2 separate regions of the Homo sapiens genome follow, and region 1 is linked to region 2. A link is a contact called in ENCODE Hi-C data. All regions are on one chromosome and are shown on one strand. Each heading gives the region's core, a stretch centred on a gene start or an enhancer-like site at or near the end of the contact. The rest is flanking DNA. Distances are from core to core; before and after follow the strand shown.

The links. Hi-C counts contacts between places; a loop is a spot of excess contacts on that map. Pooled maps may share reads with other maps.
Region 1: a loop to region 2 is called in a map of Right ventricle myocardium inferior, with 15 times the contacts of the local background. The contact joins the promoter of EPHB1 here to the promoter of KY in region 2. A Hi-C loop is called at or near these places in 3 of 168 maps with a recorded cell type or tissue (Right ventricle myocardium inferior, aorta and posterior cingulate gyrus) and 8 of 50 pooled maps.

The regions. Positions count from the first base shown.
Region 1 is chr3:134,791,382-134,796,661 of GRCh38, forward strand. It overlaps EPHB1 (EPH receptor B1), which reads left to right and starts at 3,879. Exons shown (of 16, transcript NM_004441.5): 1 at 3,879-4,308. The coding sequence starts at 4,251. RefSeq lists enhancers at 492-561, 3,395-3,604, 3,666-3,960, 4,005-4,054, 4,065-4,254.
Region 2 is chr3:134,647,996-134,653,501 of GRCh38, forward strand. It overlaps KY (kyphoscoliosis peptidase), which reads right to left and starts at 3,027. Exons shown (of 11, transcript NM_178554.6): 1 at 2,830-3,027. The coding sequence starts at 2,965. It also overlaps a transcript of CEP63 not described here.

The DNA.
Region 1 (5,280 bases), core at 2,629-5,128, 140 kb after region 2:
GAGATGCTCTAGGGGAAAAGAGGCACCCAGGCTTGGAATCCCAAACCAATGGTGCCTTCAGGGATATTTACAAATCATAACCCATTGCTAGAGAAAGATCAATGTTCTGCAAAGCTAAATTAATATTTAACTTGCTCAAGAAAAGTCAATACCTTGAGTTATTAGGGAAATTAACAAGCAGCCCTAAACTGACACTATTCTTGCCTGAGCCATCAGCATGTTCTAGAAGTCATCAATGAGTTAATGTTCCCTACACCACCCAATCAAATCCTCTCCTTGAATTCCTCTTACTCTTCCCCTCCCTCCTTCTTTTCCTGCTGAAGAACAGTTCCTTCAAAAAAAAAAAAAAAACCTGATATAGATGCCCAGTAAAAAAGATAAAAAAGCTACTGGAGCAGAGGTGAGGTCTGAAGCCCCAGTTCCTTGGCCACTTTCATGAGCATCCCCTGAGGAGGCCTCAGGGCAGTTGTAAGCTCTTGGACCAAGAACAGCAGCTTCCAAGCCTCATCATGCAGCAGAGTCAATTGGGGAGGGGAGGATATGAAATCACATTCATGGGCTGTATTAGTCTGTTCTTACGCTGCTAATACAGATATACCTGGGACTGGGTAATTTATAAACGAAAGAGGTTTAATTGACTCACAGTTCCACATGGCTGGGGAGGCCTCACAATCATGACGGAAAGCAAAGGGGAAGCAAGACACATCTCACATGGCAGCAAGCAAGAGAGAGCGTGTGTGTGTGTGTGCAGGGGGGACCTCCCCTTTATCAAACCATCAGATCTCATGAGACTTATTCACTATCACAAGAATAGCATGGGAACCCCCCACTCCACCCCGTGATTCAATTACCTTCCACCAGGTCCCGCTTACGACACGTGGGAATTATGGAAGCTACAATTCAAGATGAGATTTGTGTGTGGACACAGCCAAACCATATCACGGGCCTACCTCATCCCTACTGACAGGCCTAGGGATCAGTATTTTTAGAGGGCCTAGTTGGTGATGTTGCTGTATTTATCCTGGCACAAGTTCAAAGTCCCTAGCTGGGTTCTACTTGAAATCCCTGTACTTGGTGGGCTCCAAGCGCACTCCCAGGTGTGACATTCTGCAGTTAGTTGGATAATGGTCATTTATACCTTCAGCCATGTCTGACAGAGCCATTCAGTACCCACAGAAATATAACATGAGGGTATCAGGAAGAGGGACAGAAGAAAAGGCTTCCTGGGAGAGGTGGGATTTGGGTAGGAATAGAGGTCAGGAAATTCAATTCAACTCATTTTAGTTGTGCAAGTAAACATCCAGTACAGTGTTTGTGGCGGAAGGTGCTCAGTAAACAGAAGGTCTTCCCAGCATGTCTAACTAGCCGCTGTCACTCTCTTGCTGCTTCCTGCTTTGTGATTCTTCAGAGCTCTCCTCAGCACCTGACATGCCACTGCCTATTTGCTTATTATTGCCGCCCTTCCAGGACATGGTAAGACCCCTCAGAGAAGGGCTGTCTACTGTGTTCCCACAGCTAGAACAGGGCCTGCCTGAATACGTGGGTGAGCACATGACTGGCCTGGGTGTGGTTGTGGAGATGGCAAGAGGATACCCTAGGCCCAGAGAAAGACCAGCAGGGCCTGGGCTGAGAAGGCAGGTTTCAGAGAGCTTACAAAGCAGTCTGAATGTCATGCTAGAGTGGTCAGTCTCTCTTCAGCAGACAGTGAGGAGCCACTAGGTTGCTATGCAGGGAAGAGACAAGATCAAGGTTGGCTTGAGAAGGATGAGTTTGGCAGCAGAGTTTGGAGGGATTAAGGGGAGGGAGGGAAGCTGGACTGTCATTCAGAGACTCTCCAGTTGTCCAGGGGAAGGTAGTATGGGTTTACACTGGGTCAGATGCACAGGCATAGGACAAGGGCATAAGGAGGAGGACATGGCAGAGCCGGGGCTTTGCCAGACATGCCTACCAAGTGACTGTGATATAGTGAAAGGGGGAGGGAAGAGTGTGAAACTCACCCATCCATCCATCCACCTGTCCATCCATGAGGGGATGGCTGGGGGTAAAAAAGCAAGTGAAGCTGCCAAGGAGTTGCCCATGTACCCCAGGAGGACGAACTCCAAGGATGGAGTTTGGGGGATACCTCTCTTGAAAGCTGAAGAGGTAACAGAGGGAACAGTAAGAAGTGGCAAGACGGGTAGGAGGAGAAGCAGGACCATGGAAACTGGGGCCAGAGCCCCAAAAGATCTACTGGACACCAATGTCAGCAGGTGCTGACGGTGCAGGAGGATGACAGCTAACTAGGAGCAGGTTGTTGCCCAGGGTGACATCAGGTGGCTCCAGGGACATCACGACACAGCTGGTGGTGTGGAGGCGTAGAGGGCAGCTAACATGGCATTAAGGTGGATGATGAGAAGGTGGAGGTTGATGACATCTTCCCTTCAGGCACAGAGGTGGGGTAGGAGGGAGGGGAGGGGAGGAGGAAGGCAGCCTGAGTCAGAGCCAGGGAAGGAAAGAATTGTCAGGATTGGGGGACTTGAGTCTGGCTGTGGTGGAGAGGAAGAAGTCCCAGCAAAGGAGAGACTAGACACGCAGAGGTGGGGGGTGTGGGGAACTGATTTAGAAAAGCCCAGAAAGGAGAGTCATCCCAAAGGGAAATATCGCATCTGCCCACTGTTAGCTCATTAACAGACCAGGGGAAAGGATTGGTGCCTCCAAGGTGAGAGGCGTAGGAGGAGGGGTGGGGAACCTAACGGGTCATCCCTGACCCTGTAGGACCAGACTATCATCAGGTATGTAGGGGGGGCGGGAGAGGAGGGAAGGACACATCTCCAGCATAACATATAACAGCCTCAAGGTGAGTTTCTGATTTAGAACCCTTGACCATCTCCAGAAACAGGAAGATAAAGTGTAGCTGTGAGAGCTGAGCCTGGGAGAATTGCTCCTATCTCCAAGGCTGCATCCCCAGTTGCTGCCTAAGTCCTTCCCACCCACACTGAAGGCCTGGCCCACAGCAACAGTGCACCTCGCCTTGCACCGGCCTGGGAGAGCCCTCTTGCAGGCTTTGCTGTTTTATAGCTGACTGTGTGACTCCTGGTCTCCCCACGCTGAGCTGTCCTCTGGGGTCAGGGCCCTCTGTGGAAGTTCACAATGCACTGGGAAGTGAACACCAAAGGCAACCAGAGGCTTCTGCAGAAAAAGAACTGCGAAACGTTGGACAGGAAGCAAATCCGGTTCCCTGTGGACCCTGGAGCAAGTGCCCACAGGTTATCTGAACAGTATTCATTCTTTCGACGGACATGTACTATGCCTCCCGCAGGCCAGGCACTGTTCTGTGAACTGTGGATTCTGTAGTGAACAAAATAGACAAGAATCCGAAAATGGTGACCCCATTTTAATGAGGGAGAGACCCCACGATAAACAAAATCGATTAGTAAATACCAACCCATGCTAGAGAGTGAAGAGCTCTGGAGGAGAGGCACGGGTGCGCCCCTGGAGTTGCTCTAAACAGGGTAGGCAGGGTGCTCTTGTCACAGAGAAGATGAACGAAGGCTCGTTTGATCATTTAAAGCGGATCCAGTCCTGGGTGGGATGTAAGGGCACGAGGCCTCCCCAGCTCCTTCGCTGGGCACCCTATGGGGGGACAGGGTGAGTTGGGCGGGCCGCTGCGGTTCTCCGAGAGCACCACGAGGGGGAGCCCGGACCCCTCCTAGCGCCTTCCGAGCCCTCCCGCACAGCCTTGCAAGCAAAAGTTTTTCTTAAACTAACAATGCCAGTGTAAGGAGGTGCTCGCGCCTGATTGGCCGGGGGAATTTTGCAGGTTTGATTCCTTGATTGGACAGGAGGTGTTAGGGGTGGGGAGAGAGCTGATGGTGGGGGATCCCGCTCCCTCCCGCGTCAGTCTGGCCGGCTCCGTCCTCCCGTAGGCTCCGCTGTAGCTAGCAATGTGACACCAGGACGCACTCGCTCTCGCGCGCTCTCCCAGGCTCGTTCTCCCTCGCCCTCTCTCTCTCACACACGCACGCACACACCCACCTCTCCCATAAACACACACACACACATGCACACCCACACCCACGCGCGCCCGCACCGCCCCACGCGCACACACTCCTGCCCACGCCCACGCAGCGCTCCGGGAAGTCCGGTCCGGGCGAGAGCGCGAAAGGATACCGAGAAGCCACCCGCGGAGAGCGCAGCGGCGCCCTGGGACGCGGCGCTCTCCCGGCGCTGCTGCCTCGGCTTGGTCTCGGCCTGCGGGCCGTCGGCCGGCGATGGCCCTGGATTATCTACTACTGCTCCTCCTGGCATCCGCAGTGGCTGCGATGGAAGGTAACGTACCCTCCACGGAGCAAGTTGGCTGCTGGTGCCGGCCGCCTTGGGACTGCTGTGCTCCGCGGTTCGCGGGGTTCCTCTGGCTGCTTTGCGGTGCAGGCATCCCGGGACCCGAGGGCAAGGAGGTTTGGGAGCCTCGGCCGCTGCCGAGCGCGGGGCTTGGGCGGCACCCACCAGAGCGCCCCCGGCTGGCTCTTAGCGCCCGAAACTGGCTCGCGAGTCCCCCGGCTTCCTCGCCCCGGCACTCCCTGGTAGCCTCGGTCTCCCGCAGCCCCCGCTCGGAGAGCTCGGAGCCCGCTGCATTGCGGTGCATGCTCCTTAGCTCTGGGGCAGAGCCAGAGCTGGGCGTTGGGGAGAAAGGGGTGCCTCTGGCCATCCGGCTCCTGGAGTACTGGCGCCCGTCTGCTCCCAGGCACGGATACGCTTCTGAGCAGCCGCGCGCCACCTCCTTTTCTCCAGCTCGCAGTCCACGGGCTAGTGGACTCTGCTTGGCGTGCAAGCACTGCGCGCGGGGGCCGGAGAAGCTCTGCCGTGGTATCCCGCAAGTGGCCGCCGAAGGAGAGGGGTGGAGTTCATTGGCCGTACCCTTGGGGACCAGTCTGGTGGTCCGGGCGCCTGCGGGACTGCAGGTTTCCAGGGTCAGTCGGGGAGAGGTGGAAACCCTTTTCGCCTCTTGAGCCTTGGAACAGGAGTGGGCTGGGGTGAGTGGTCGGTCCTACCTAAAGTCTCCCAGCCTCTCCACCACCCCGGAGAGGATACTCGGCGGCCGGGAGTCGTCGGGCAGCGTCACTCTCTGCCAGCTCAGACTTGGCGGTGCCTCCGGCTTGGTGGCTGGGAAAGCGCGCTCCAAAGACACCGTGCCCGGCGCAGCGGGGAGCCTGGGCGCTCGGTAGCGCTCGCGAATCCCTGTGGGAAATCCCGGCCCAGCTCCCCGCCTCCCGCCCCTTCCCCCGCCTCTGTTCTTCGCAG
Region 2 (5,506 bases), core at 1,777-4,276:
ATGGCCAATCTGATGTACCTGTGTTTCACTCTGCCTTGGGACCTGGTGATGCAACAGGGAAGGGAAGGAAAGCTCTCGCTCTGGCTGCGGCTGCAAGTGGTAGCCGCAAGGTCGAGTTCCTGGCACAGCATGGGGATACGTTCTGGCAGCGGGAGCTGCTGCAATAAAATTGAGATCCTGGCGCGGAAGGAGTATTCAGTGCTCCTTGGTGGCCGAGGAGGTTTCCTCACTAGACCAGCTCGTTGGTGCTGCTTACGGTACTGTTCCTGGAAGCTCAGCCTTGAGTCTTATTCTCCAGCCCTCTCAACCACTCAGGGGCCGCCACTCTCTTCTTAACACCCTTCTTTTCTGCAGAGCCCCCCATAGCCAGTGCCAGTGACTTACCACTTGGAACCCTCATGACACACCTATGGAGTAGAATACACAAACCACATAGACTTTTGGGATAAGACCTAAGACTTCAAAGCTCATTGGGTCTTGCCCCAGGCAGCTATAGGCTATATCCTCTACTGCTGCAGGAGTATATGCACTCTACTTTCTGATAGGAGTTGAGGGCTTTCAGGCACGTTTTGGAGAAGCACTGTTCTAGGGAAATGACTGGGAGGCTGCTAGGGCCTTACAGAAATGGGAGAGAACATCTGCTGGCTCTGCAGCCCAAATTCCTAGTGACCTAGCCTGTCCACACTCTCCTTGCCTTCTTGTCCCCCTGACTCTTTTCTTCCAGCAGAAGGGCCACTTCCAGCAGAAGGCCCTTCCAGCAGAAGGGCCACTCGTTACGGATTACTCCATCCTCTGCATTGCAACAATAATTGAGCTTTGATCTTTTCTGACATGGAGCCTAGGCCCTCTTTTATATAACCAAGGAAGATCCACTCTCCAGTGGAGGATCTGGAGTGTGGAGGAGAAAGGAGGAGATACCTGGAAGTGAGCAAGAGTTTGTTTTATATCTTGCACCCATGGGAGGCTTTGGAACAAGCTGGTCTTATTGGGCATTTTCCTCCCTTAGGCTGTTTTTCGAGGAAAGGGTCTGCAGGCTGGCTTTGCCTGGGGTCTCCTGAATATCATCTCTGCCCACCAGGCATCAAAAGCCATGCACTTTTCCTCTTCTCTGCTCTGGTTGTGAATAAGTGACACAGATCTCTACACTGTCATTCATAGCATCGGTGAGAAACGGCCATCAGAAAAATATTTGGAGAAAAAGTTCAGCAGAAAGGGCCCAGCCATTAGGGGTCTTTTTTTCTCTGTCATAGTCACTAGTGTGCATACATGAGTCTGGAGCCATGGCGAGTTTGTGCTAGGTGTTGGGCACCTCTCAGGGCAGTCCTGATGCCTGGTGTTTCCTGGGCTTCTCTGCATTCTTTGCCCTTTCTAGTGTCAGAGCCTTTAGAAGTGATGTGATCAGAGAGGATTGGGAGTAGGGGACTCGTGGGCTGACCTGGAACTAGGCCTCGCCACACACTGGAGAAGGCATTCTGGACTGTGGTACATGTATTCAGAGCAGTCTCATTTCTATCAAGAAGTTGATGCCCTCTGTTGACTTTCTAACTACAAATACCCTGGGCAGGCCATTTCCCCTTCTCCCAAGAGTAGGTCTGATAACTAAAGAGCCAACGAATCCAAACAACTCCTGCTTCAGTCAGGAATCAGCCCTGAGACTAGAGCGCCTGTCAACATACTCAGCCCTCTAGATTCTGTTTCTTTCCCCTGCCTGCCTTCCCAAGAGGTTCCCAGGGCTCTGGAGGCAGCTCCAGCCTATGTGGCTGGTAGTGGCAAGGCCATCCACAGCAGCATTACTTAAGCAAGGCAGGTGGAAGGTGGATGTTCAATGAGCACAGAGGCTCTGGGGACAGAAGAACCAAGGGCAGAGCAGCAGCAGGAATTCCAAGGAGCTCCAGAGCTGGAGGGGAGGAGAGAGGCAGAAGTCATTCTCCTGCATGGGCTGTCAGGCCTAACTCCTAAAGAACTGGCCCGCAGTCCGCCTAGTGCATCCTCACACCAGCCTCGGAGACAGCTTGCCATCCAGGACCCTGAGGTTCTCTGGCTTTTCAGGGGCTTATTTAACCTCCATTATCATCCCTCTGTACTCCATTCACATTGTGTTCTGTCGTCTGGAGAACAGAGAGGCCCGGATCCTGCTTTCCACAATCACTCTATAAACAGTCACTTTATTTTACCAATCTACAACTTACAAATTTACCCAGAAAGTGTGTAGGACAAGTAAAATTGATGGATAAGTTCAAGTGGAGACAGCAGGTTTCAAATCTTACCCTATCCAAACCTGCGTTCCTTTTACGCCTTTCATGCCTTCCATCTATAGGAGGCTGGGAGAAAGTCTCAAGAAAGGAGAAACTGAGGCTGTAAATTGTGCAAGGCCACACAGGGAGCTCCCCATCTAAAAGTCTGACTCAGCCCAAAGGTTTCCCAGCGTCCCCTGTGCCCTGCAGTGTGCTGTGGGGGGGAGCAGGCCTCTGCTACCCATGAGTCAGCCCTGAGGCTCTGGCCGCCTTCCTCCAGGGTATCTTCCAATCTTGCTCTACACCCGTTAGGGAGTGGCTGGGAGGAAAAAGACTCCCAGGGGTGACGGAAGCACCCACAGGCCTGCACAGGGAGTGAAACTGGGGCAATCACGGGGCTGCGCGTTGCCACGGGACTGCGCGTTGCCACGGGACGCCGGTGCCACTGCGGGGAAGCGACGGCAGCCATGGGGGAGAGGGTCGGGTTCGCTGACCTCGTTCGGGGGAGCAATGGGCGCCCCCCGGCGGGCAGGCCCTTGTGGCAAGGAGGCCAAGGTGCCGGGGGACCCGGGGACCCGGGTCGGGCGCGCGTTACCTCCTCCGCGCTGCAGCAGCGAGCTCGGGTTCGCCTGCTGGTCTGAGAGCGTACCCTGTGCGGCGCGCCGCTTCTCCGAGTGCACGATCAGCAGCATGTCGATAGATACAGCGTTGATGTCCTTCTTCAGCTCCATGATGCCGCCTCCTTTCCGACCTGGGCGCCGCGGCCGCACGCTAGGCTGCTTGCGCTGCAAATGGCCCCGTGCGCGCAGCTGCCCCACACGGGAGAGGGCGAGGGCGCGGAAGAGGGCGCTCCCCCGCCGCTGGAGCCGCAGGGCGCTGCTTTTCGCTGACTCTGCCAAACACGCCATTAGGGCCCGCCTGGGAGGGCGCTACCCTAATGAAGCGGCTCTAAGTCACCTTTGAAAGGAAATCCCCGGGCCCAAGCCTTGACCTGCACCGGGGCCATAGTCAGCAGGGGCGGCCGGTCCAGAGCCTCCCTCCCTGCGCCCCTGCCTCCCGCCCGGTGCACTTGAAGCGCTGGTCCTGGGCTCCAGGGCTTCTCTGGCTGAGCGCTGCCTCATCCCCACGGTCTCCGGAGGGTTCTCGAGAGGGCTGGAGCCGACCTCCCACGAGAAGCCCCTGGCAAATACAGAAATCGCACAGTGCTGTCAACATTGAGAGTAGATTCAGGAAAAGGAAAGACAGCAAAGGGGCTCCAGATTGAATTGCAAGATGTGCAGAGATTGTCCAAGTTTTGGCCTCGACCTCACTCCTTCCCTGGGTTGGTTTTGGAGGTTGACAGCTCTCTCTCCCTAGGAGGGAGTTGGGTGGGGTGTTGGAGTCAGGAGCTCCCCCCAGTTACGGCCCCTGTAGAACTTGGAACATGCCCATTGAGTATCAAGCTAACGATCCTCTTTGATCTGAAACGAAAGTCTTAAAGTCTCGGTTCGTTCTAGAAGCCTGGCTCCTGCCCTGTGGGGAAGGAGGGAGGGGGAGAGGAGGAGGCTGGGGCACAGGGAGCTGGACCTGAGAAGCCTTCTATTTTTAGCCCGGCCTGGCCTGCCCAGCCAACAGCAGCAGGGGTTTGGCTGTAGGTCTCAGGAGTGTTTACATAGGCTTCTGCCTGGTACCCCTGGGCACTACGGGCCCACCCTGCTGGGGGCGTTCCCCTAATTCGAGTTTCTACTGTTAATAAATGCACCCCCACATGGAGGCCTTTGCTCTGGGAGCCCTCCCCGCATTGGAGTGTATGGACCCCACCTTGTAGCATGGTCCTGAGAGTTCCCAGATCCTCCTTGGAGCAGCCTGTGTCACACAGACTGCATTCCAGTACCAGCTCCATCACTTCCTGGCTGTGTGACCTTGGACCAGCCATTTTCCCTCCACCTTCTCACCCTTATCACTGGGTTGATAAAAATTTCTCACATGGCTGTTGTGAGAATGGCATGAATGTAAGGCGCCTGGTGTATAGAAAGTGGTCTTCATATGGTAGCTGTCATTCTTACTTCATTTTAAGGGTGAGGAAAGGGAAAGATGGAGTGACAAGTGACTGATGGAGCAGAGAAGCAGGAGAGATGTCACAGCCACACTCTGAGATTCTGAAGGTCTTCCTCCAATAACAGTGGCTCAGAGTTTGGTTCCGTGTAAAGGCTGTTGTCTTATTGCATTACCAGCGCCCCCCCCCACCACCCCACCCCCTGACTCACCCACTGGGCATCTGATGGAAGGAGAGGTTGTTGGCTTCCAGTAATGTTGAACTGGAGTCCCTAGAGAGCTGAGGCCATAGACAGGCAAGTGGAGATGGCTGACTTCCAAGGCAGGTTTCCTTCTGCTAAAGTGAGTCTTGTCCTGTCTGTATGTGTGCAGGTACACACACACACACACACACGCGCGCGCGCACACCTGGGAGGCTGGCTAACACTTACTCTCTATGTGGCTGGGGAAGTAAGAACTATGCATTATGCAAAGCTCTTGGGGTGTTGGAGATTGCTGAGGCAGATCTCAGGTCCCAGAGTCCCCCCAACTACCCTGGGCCAGTCAGTGTTGTCTAACTCCTTCAAGTGTCAGGTTGTCTGAAGTGCTGAAATCAACTAGAAGCCTGTGTACAGCACCCTTGGTTGCCGGATGGGTCTGAGTGTTGGTGATGGTGGGGGGAGCTGAAGTCCCCTTTCCTTACACTTGCATTCCCATCTCCCAACCCTTGCTCTCCTGCTGGAAAGTGTCATTGCTAGGAACTCGCAAACTCTGGTGCCCCCTCCCAGAACTGCCTCTGGAGAAGGATATTCTGACCTGGGAATGTGCTGCCAGGGGTCTGGGGAAATGGTGTGGAGGCCTCCTGTCTCTCTGCTATGTCTGAAGACAGCTTCGGAGCAGGGCCTCTCATCCTTGGCGCTATTGACATTTTGAGCCAGATAATTCTCTTTGGTGGGGCTTTCCTGTACACTGTGGGATGTCTAGCAGCATCCCTGGCCTCTACGCATTAGATGCCAATCACATTCACTTCCCTATTGTGAGAACTTAGAATGTCTCCAGACATTGACCAATGTTTCCTTTGGAAAGAATTGCAGTGTGAACACCGCTTTGGAGCAAACTCCTGAAATTGGAGTCACCTCGACTGCTCTGGGAGATGCTGCTGCCCCTGGATCCTGATGGTGCCTGACACCTAGACCCTCTTCTCAGAGGTTTACCCATGGCCATCAGTCCAACAGCCTAGCTTCTGGGGCCTGCCAGGA